Regions from separate parts of the Homo sapiens genome. Here all the other regions are linked to region 1. Evidence: chromatin contacts called from ENCODE Hi-C data. All regions are on one chromosome and are shown on one strand. Each heading gives the region's core, a stretch centred on a gene start or an enhancer-like site at or near the end of the contact. The rest is flanking DNA. Distances are from core to core; before and after follow the strand shown. Region 1 has its middle 7.0 kb from the start of C16orf78. Region 2 holds the start of LINC02179 (long intergenic non-protein coding RNA 2179). Region 3 overlaps LOC105371244 (a long non-coding RNA gene).

The links. A loop is a pair of places that touch in the nucleus more often than their neighbours do. Pooled maps may share reads with other maps.
Region 2: a loop to region 1 is called in a map with no recorded cell type, with 12 times the contacts of the local background. The contact joins the promoter of LINC02179 here to the enhancer-like site in region 1. A Hi-C loop is called at or near these places in 8 of 37 single-sample maps with no recorded cell type and 2 of 50 pooled maps.
Region 3: a pooled map shows a loop between it and region 1 (9-fold over the local background). The contact joins two enhancer-like sites. A Hi-C loop is called at or near these places in 7 of 37 single-sample maps with no recorded cell type and 5 of 50 pooled maps.

The regions. Positions count from the first base shown.
Region 1 is chr16:49,365,517-49,368,140 of GRCh38, forward strand. No RefSeq gene overlaps it. Among named protein-coding and RNA genes, the nearest start is that of C16orf78, 7.0 kb to the right of the region's middle. Within about 2 kb of position 1,300, at least 2 of the 41 ENCODE cell types and tissues checked have a DNase peak (open chromatin) inside an H3K27ac peak, as active enhancers do.
Region 2 is chr16:49,464,818-49,467,441 of GRCh38, forward strand. It overlaps LINC02179 (long intergenic non-protein coding RNA 2179), which reads left to right and starts at 1,289. Exons shown (of 2, transcript XR_243442.1): 1 at 1,289-2,624. RefSeq lists an enhancer at 1-460.
Region 3 is chr16:49,440,200-49,442,823 of GRCh38, forward strand. All of the region lies in intron 2 of LOC105371244 (a long non-coding RNA gene), which reads right to left. Among named protein-coding and RNA genes, the nearest start is that of LINC02179, 25 kb to the right of the region's middle. RefSeq lists enhancers at 1,075-2,022, 1,278-1,557. Within about 2 kb of position 1,317, at least 8 of the 41 ENCODE cell types and tissues checked have a DNase peak (open chromatin) inside an H3K27ac peak, as active enhancers do.

The sequences.
Region 1 (2,624 bases), core at 50-2,549:
TCCTTTAATGTTATGGGAAGAGGTGAAGGAGAGGGTGGTGGTCAAAAGGTTACTGATGACCACAGATATCTGTGCACCAGCAAGGGTAACTTTCACTGTCCTCGGTTAGGTCACGATGCTCCTGTAAATCTTTAACACAACAGTATTAACCATGTGTACACCCTCCTTATCTACTCAGGGGTTAGTTTTGGGAAGGGGCTATTGTCATCCTTGCTTTAAAGGTAAACTATGAGCTAAAATTCCTCCCTTACTTGGCTTGGCCTACATACAGAAGTAAGCAAAAGCAGGTAACCTAAAAGATAATCATCACCTAAGGAGGGAGATTAGAAGCAAAATAGAGTTAGTCATGCTAGACCTCCTTTTCACTGTTACAGTGGCAGGCGCCTACGCTGAAATGTCTTGTAAAGAAAGGATGTAGGTAAAATGATCTAGAAGACACTGATTGTGATACAGACAAAAGCAGAGAGCCAGAATACAAGGAGAGAAGGCACAACAGCTAGACAGACAGATGGACAGGAATGAGAGGGATGTGGAGCCCTCAGCCTTGGCTCCCATCTGTTTTGTTTCTGGTTCTAGTACCCTGAGGCCCAGCTGTGTACCCTGGAGCCTTGAGTTGTAAGATTATCAGTAAAATTTTCCAGTAGACATTTTGGGTGTGGGCTTTCCAGCCCAGTTCACACGGTATCATTACTTCTATGTCCTTGTGGAAACTTCCTTCCTTCTCAACAGAGAAACACTGTGTTGAGTTGTTAAGCAATAGCCTGCCCTCTCCTAGTGCTATTTTTACTTGGGCTAGTCTGAGTAGGTTTCTGTTCTCGGCATCTAAAAATGCTTTGACTAGTACAGATATTGATACAGTGATTCATTCTAACCTTAACTCAATGATTGATGCCCTCACTGGTTTTATCTACTCAATGTTTCATTTGAATAATTCAGTCATTCATTTACACATTGATTTGCTATTTGTTTATTATAGCAAAAAATAGTTGTCAAGCACCTTCTATGTGGCAGACCCTGTGCTTGACACCCCAGGTGATGTGGAAATGAACCAGGTGTGGTCTTTACTCTCAAAGCCTCATGAATAATAGCATGAATGGAATGCAATTAAGTATAAGGTAGACATTAATAAATATCAATGTTGTTAAGTCAAGTTTAGCCTAAAGCTCCCTCCTTACATATTTTAAGTTTTGGCCTAAACGTTTTTCTGTACATCATGAACTGTAACAAATGGAAGTGTAAACAGACCGTAGCCTACACTTGTGCCAATTACTGAGTTTTGGCAATCAAATGTAGCCAACTGTTCAAACCATATTCAAATAAGGCAAATGCCAACCTATAACCAACCCAGCTGTTTCTGTATTTCACTTCTGTTTTCTGTATGTTGCTTTCCTTTATCTGTTCATAAATCTTCTTCTGCCATGTGGCTGTGCTGGAGTCTTAGAGCCTACTCTGGCTTGGGAGGCCGCCTGATTCACAAATCCTTCATTGCTCAATTAAACTCTTTTAAATTTAATTCAGCTGAAGTTTTTATTCTATCAATGTGCATTGTACATTCAGTAGAAGGATTTCAGGATAAAAATTAGAAAATGTTTCTTGGAGAGACTAGGCCATAAAAGAGCTTCTACTTCAGTTTGAATTTGGAAATTAGAAAGAAGGAAAAATAAGAAAAGCCAGGGATATTTCTCAAGTTTAATAATAGCAGCCATTTGTGAAATGGGAGGGTATCTGAGAGATTAAAGAACCCAGATCATTGGAAGAAAGTTTCTACTCTTGGAGACATAACTAACATCATGGTTTGACTTTGATGCCTTCTAAATACACCCTTATCCCACAAGGCCAGGAGCCCAGCAAAAGTGCCTTCTAGTCCCTGGGCCAAGCCACTCCAGACCCACTCTGCCTCTCCTTCCCCTTGGGAAACTAACCTGGGCTTCTGTTTCCCTTCCACCACCAGTGTCTCTGAGGTGTTCTAGTCAGAAAAAATGTAATAAAGCTTTTCAGCCCAAGTTTAATATCCTTTGAGGAAAGTGCATTTCTCTTTCAAAGTTGATTTGTTTGCATGAATGTTCAGGGAAAAAATAGACCTTGGAAGATAAACTTTCAGCCATGGAAAACTTTCAAAACAGAACTTGCCCCCCACAAGAACTGCAGAAATAGAGTCTAGACAGTTTTGATTATGCTGTTAGTTTTCAGTGGGGTTGTACCATTCCCGAAAAGACATTTAGGAAATTTGGGGGATTACCTTTGTAAGCCAAAAATAAAATCCTAAGTCCCCCTAATTGACTGTACAGACCTCTCTGGGACAAGAGAAACCTGAAAAATTGAATTCCTGGCCTTGGTAAGAAGGAAGATTGAATACGCCTCAGTATAGTCCCTCCTTTATGGAGTTTAGGCACAACTGACCAGAATTAACATTAAAATAGAGATCCCAAGTTTCACAAAACAGATTCTTTGGCAATAAGATACCAAATTCCAGCCTGACGCTGGTATAGCATCACATGACAGATAGAAGACCCTGAAGGAAATGAAACTATTTTATCCCAAGAGATTTTTCTTTGACATATTTTGAAATGGCCCTGCAAAGCCATCTTTTGTAGGGGAACGCTTGCATCTGTAAAGAACCTCCG
Region 2 (2,624 bases), core at 39-2,538, 99 kb after region 1:
GAAGAAAGGAAGAGCAAATACACAGAGCAGGACACACAGAGCCACACAGGGACACAGGCAGGGACTCTCACAGGGACACACCCACACACTTGTCAGTTCATTGCTGAAGCACATAGAGTGTTCAGAAAAGAGGGGGGAATGAGACACAGTCAGGTGAAGAGCGCCGGAAACGCTGAGAGGCCCCGGGGCCCAGTAGGGGGCGCTGTGACGAGCGCCCGGTGAGGGTGAGGGTGAGGGCTGCCAGCGAGGTGGGCGCGGGCGAGGTGGGCATGGGCTGCGGGGAGGCGGAGAGGGCTGAAAAGCCCCGGGGCAGCCTGAGCGCGGGGTTCCCTCGGCTGCGGGCTGGGAGTCTGGTCTGGGCCCGCACTGTTGTCCCGGGTTCTGACACCGTAGGCTGAGCCAGACCCCGGAGACCCTGGGTTGCGGGGGAGGTGAGGCCGGACCCAGGAGTGGCGACCGGCGGGGCTGTGGCTGGTCCCTTAACGATGATGGCCACCTCACAACTGGGCCTTGTTAGAAGAAAAAATCTCCGGGATGTGAGGGCCCCGGCGGCCTCTGTGCGCTTCCCTGCACCCGGCTGTGTGAGGTGGGGAGAGCTGGGATCCACCTACAAGGAGCAGAGGCGCCAGACAGCAGCACGAGGGTCCCGCTGCAGGCGGCTGTGCACACGGCAGCCGAGAAACTCCTCTCCCCTCTTCAGGGAGTCCCCAGCTCTTAGCTCCATTTTACGTGCAATTACTGGAAGAGCCCACATCGGCCAGGAGCCCCACCTCCCAACCTCAGGGGATAGTTCAGGGGTGTGCAGCACCCCAGGGAGGACAATCGGGGTTCTTCACTCCAATCTGTGTTGAGAGGTTGGGAGCTGAACTGCGGGTTGTTGGCAGCGGGTGTTTTCTGCTGCATCAACTAAGAAGTAGAAAAGTCTGATCATCAGAGAGAGAGGAGCAAGGGCAGGAGATAGAGAGACTTCCAACAGGGTCTGCGCGCCTAACTCTTGTTCTTGAGATCAACACAGTCCTGCTTTCAGCCTCCGCCAGTCACCACAGGGCCTTTGAGCCAAACCCTGTTTTTGTTTGAGCTGGTTTGAGTTCTGTCATTTGCATCCCAAACAGCACTGATGACTACACAATACACACACAGACACATAGTAAAGTAAAACAAGAAAGGACAAATGTGAATGAGTTTTCATGGGAAGAGCTCTGAGGACCCTAGCTTCGCCACCTCCCTGCTTTGTGACGTTAGGCAACTTCATAACCTCTCTGAACCCCTGTTCCCTTGCCCGTGACATAAGAACAATAACATCTCTTTTGCAGGATCATGCAATGCCCTCCGGCCAAAGGCTACCAGGAACACACCTTTCGGTTGAACAAAGTTGGCTTTTTGAGTCACTGCACTGGAGGGGAATGCGCACCCCTGGATGTCTCGGGGAGGGGATGTTAGTAGGACTGATCATGGGATTTGGGCTCGCATTAAGTGATTTTGCAGGCTGTTTCTCTAGGCTGGATGCTGTCAGGAAGCAAGGGTAATTCTGTGATTGGGTATGTCAATGATTCTCTTCTAGACGGCAGGAGGAACTGAGCAAAGCTACAACTGCAATTAGTTAAGAAACATTTGAGCCAGGAAGGGGAACATTTGGGCAGTTTTGTCATTTGGACGATGTTCACGTTTTCGTCTGCGTTCAGGCAGGACTACAGAATGGTCTCGTCTTTGTTTTGATCCTTCATGGTTACCGAGCGGTCTTGTCTGATGTTTCTGGGCTGTAGAACTGTTCATGTCCAACAGAACACCATGGCCTGGCTGTGAATGCCAGGCCAGCCCAGGCTGTCAGAGGGCTTTCCCCTTTCTCAGTTGTTATGAGGATAACGTGCCCACACTTGGCAAACCATAGGCAATATTTCAGCTATGCTGGAGCAGTGATGATCTGGAGGTTGATACATTATGTGGCAGAGGCTGCCCGCACCACAGAGGCTCAGAGAAGGTTGAAGTTGCACAGGGATGCTTCCAGCAGCAGTGTTTAAGCTGGGTTTTTAAGGATGAATAGAAGTTGCAAGAGGAGGAAGGATGACTCCAAATAAATCAGAGCAGAGGCCTGATTAGCCCACTTTGGTGGGTTGTCATGGTGCCTCTCTGCCAAGAGGCAGTAGTCCCCCATAGTTGACCAGGGGTCCCCCATCCCCACTTCAGGCAACAGGATCTGGACTGCACCAGGAGGAACACATGACTGTGCCAGTCAGCACATCACATCCCCATGGCCCATGGCTGTTTAGGGCAGGCGTATGACTGACTTGTCCAATAAGATAAGATCTCAAAACAAATCACCCTCTCCACCTGAGCCAAGCAAAGAGGGTTCACCTGCCCCATTTGGTCCACAGGGCTGTTTCAAGGCCCTGTTCTCAGCCTCCTGTTCAGGATCAAGTTTCACAAATGGATCCTTCTCCTATGTCAGGCCTTCCTGACTTCTCCCCCTCTTGGCTACTCATGCTAATTCCATGTCTGTGGTAGAAGAAGCCCCACACAGGCACTTACGGGGCTTCTACTGGATGCATCCTCATAGCCATCTGCAGGGGAGGAAGGAGCATCCCCATTTTATGGATAAAGAATTGGCTCACAGGTCCAAGGTCCCA
Region 3 (2,624 bases), core at 67-2,566, 75 kb after region 1:
ATCCACCCCAGAGCCTACCTCCCAGGACACCCAACGGTGACACCCTCTAAACCCTCATGTTCTCATGAGTCCTATGGAGAGATTCACCCACTTTACCATGCCTTTGAGAGTGTAAGGAGATGGCACAGGCAGGCAGCCTAGATGGGAGTGTGCCATGCGTGTGGGAGGTGCTCAGTGACTCCTTGCTGAACATCATGGACCGAGAGCTTAGAAGAAGGCAAGAAATATGTGGCGATAGTTCCTAACCACCTGGAGTTCACTCCCCTAAACCAGAGCTTCTCACCCTTGGCACTGTTGACATTCTGGGCCGGATAATTGTTTGTTGCAGGGCAGGAGGGGCCTGTCCTCTGGGCTACAGGGTGTTTAACAGCCTCTACCCACTAGATGCCAGTAGCAACCCCCAATTGTGAAAACCAAAAATGTTTCTAGACACTGCCAAATGTCCCCTGAGAAACAAAATTGCCCCTGGCTAAGCAGCGCTGCCCTAAATCATTAAAGTTCCCTGAGCCACCTCTGAGAGAGAGTCACGGTTTGGGGCCAAAAGTCAATCAGGGGCCCTTCCTAGGCCCCTCCACAGGGAACAGGGAATCTCAAGTAAGGCCAAGGGGAAACGTGAGAAACGTGGGGCAATGGCAACAGCCCACGCACGGGGGTGGGGACGCTGCTTCAAACCCCAGCCACGCATCCTGCAACCCGCACAGGCCGGTCCCCTTCTCCCAGCCTCAGCGTCCTGAGATGGGAAATGGAGACAGCAATTCCATTCCTTCGACCTGCCAGGGAAGTTTCCCCAAACAATGGCTTGGTGCGTGTGCGTGTGAGAGTGTTCTGACAGCAGTAAACGTACTGTGCAGAAGTACAATGGGGTTGGCTCCCACAAACAACCATCTTACCCAAATTCAGCTAAGTGAGTGCAGACAAAGAGAAGGAGAGAGAAATAGGCAGGCAGAGGCGCATTTATTGACCCTGTCACTGTTCCCTCATCCCCATCGCCCCAGGGACAGGGAAGGCACAGCTAAAATGCCCAAGAGACAAACAAACAAACAAAATAAGTGAAATTCTCAGAACCCATCAGGTCCTAATGATTCACAGGATTTTTGAAGGTAAATTTTACTACAGAAGATGTTGCTGTATTGGGCAATTATCCAAGCCTTGAGTAGGGATATGACTGAGTTTTGTTTTTTACTCCAAAAGCAGTGAATAAAAAGCATTTCAAAGAAAGTAATGCCAACTTGACAAACCCATTCCACCAGCAGTGGGCAGCAGAAACAGGAGGAAAAAGAAAGTTTGCCTCTGAAACACCTGGTAGATGTAGACCCGGGCCTCCGCCTCCTCTCCACTGCCCGCCCTCCATCCTGCCCTCCCCGGAACAGACGGAAGCAGCGAGATCCTGAAATAGCCTCGCTCTCAGCGGTGAGACAGGAAGCCACCAGCCCCAGGCCTGAAAGCCATCATGCAGTTGACACAGGGACCCCGCTGATGCCGCGTCATTTACCTTCGGGGGACTCGCAGCCGCCCCCGCAGCCTGGGTTGGCAGGCCGGTGGAGGTCGGCCAGAGGCGTGCTCCCTGGGGCCATCCCAGGGAAGGCCCAATGATCACTTGCTCCAGAGCAAGTGGCTTCTTCCCCACTACCCTTCTCTGAAACCCCACACTCTGGTTCTTCCATCCCAGACCCAGAGGCTTGATTTACCCCATAAACAGTGTGGGGTCTATAGATTCTTTTCGGGGGCCATTAAACATGCTTGAGATCTAAAAAGAAAAAAATAATAATAATTGTGACTGTAAAATACAAGAATAAAACTGAAAAATCAAAATTACTAACAAGTTCAAAACCACAATTCTAAAACCCTTTTCACTTTTTAAGCAAAATAATTGTACAAAACAATTGCATTCTATGTAAGCTGAGTCAATTTTTTTTAGTCTATTGTTGTAGTGTGGAAAAGGTTCTCACACAGATCTTCAGTTGACCCCCCCAAAAAACTTACTCCTTTCACCTCCTAGAGGTAACTTTCTCTTGTCTTCCTGTGTCTAAATGGGACGGTGAGACAGAAAATCTGCAAGTCCGTACAACACCTCTCTTCCTGAATCTGCAGGACAGTCTCTGAGACTCCAGGGCACAGCCACTGTAAAAGCCAGTCTTCTGGAGCTATAGAGAGTTTTAGCACAGATCTGAATTCCTGGATGCATCCAGGAGCTAATTCTAAACGTCTGTCCCCCCAGCCCAAGATGTCAGTCACCTGTTTCATCTCTGCAAGTTTAATGGAAGATGCCAGGCTAGGAGTTAGGGGTGGGGGTTCTTAGACAAGCCTGGCCCTCTTTCTTATAGAAAGCGGAAATGCCATCGTTCTGCTCCAATGTCACCACCAAAAGTAGAGAAAAACAGGACAGACTGAGAGGGCCATTTTCATTAAGAAATAAGAGCTAGAAATAGCACCTTTCACCTGGGTGAAAGAGATCCAGTTCTTTGTGGAAGAGAAAGCTATTCTCACTGATTTCAGATGCAAACAAAGCGTGCCTGTGTCTTCCATCTTGACATCCACTTCCCTCACTTCCCTGACCTACAAGCCCTAAGCTAGGTCCATCCCAGCCCTGCCACTCTGCCCCTTCTCTACTGCCCCTTCTCCTC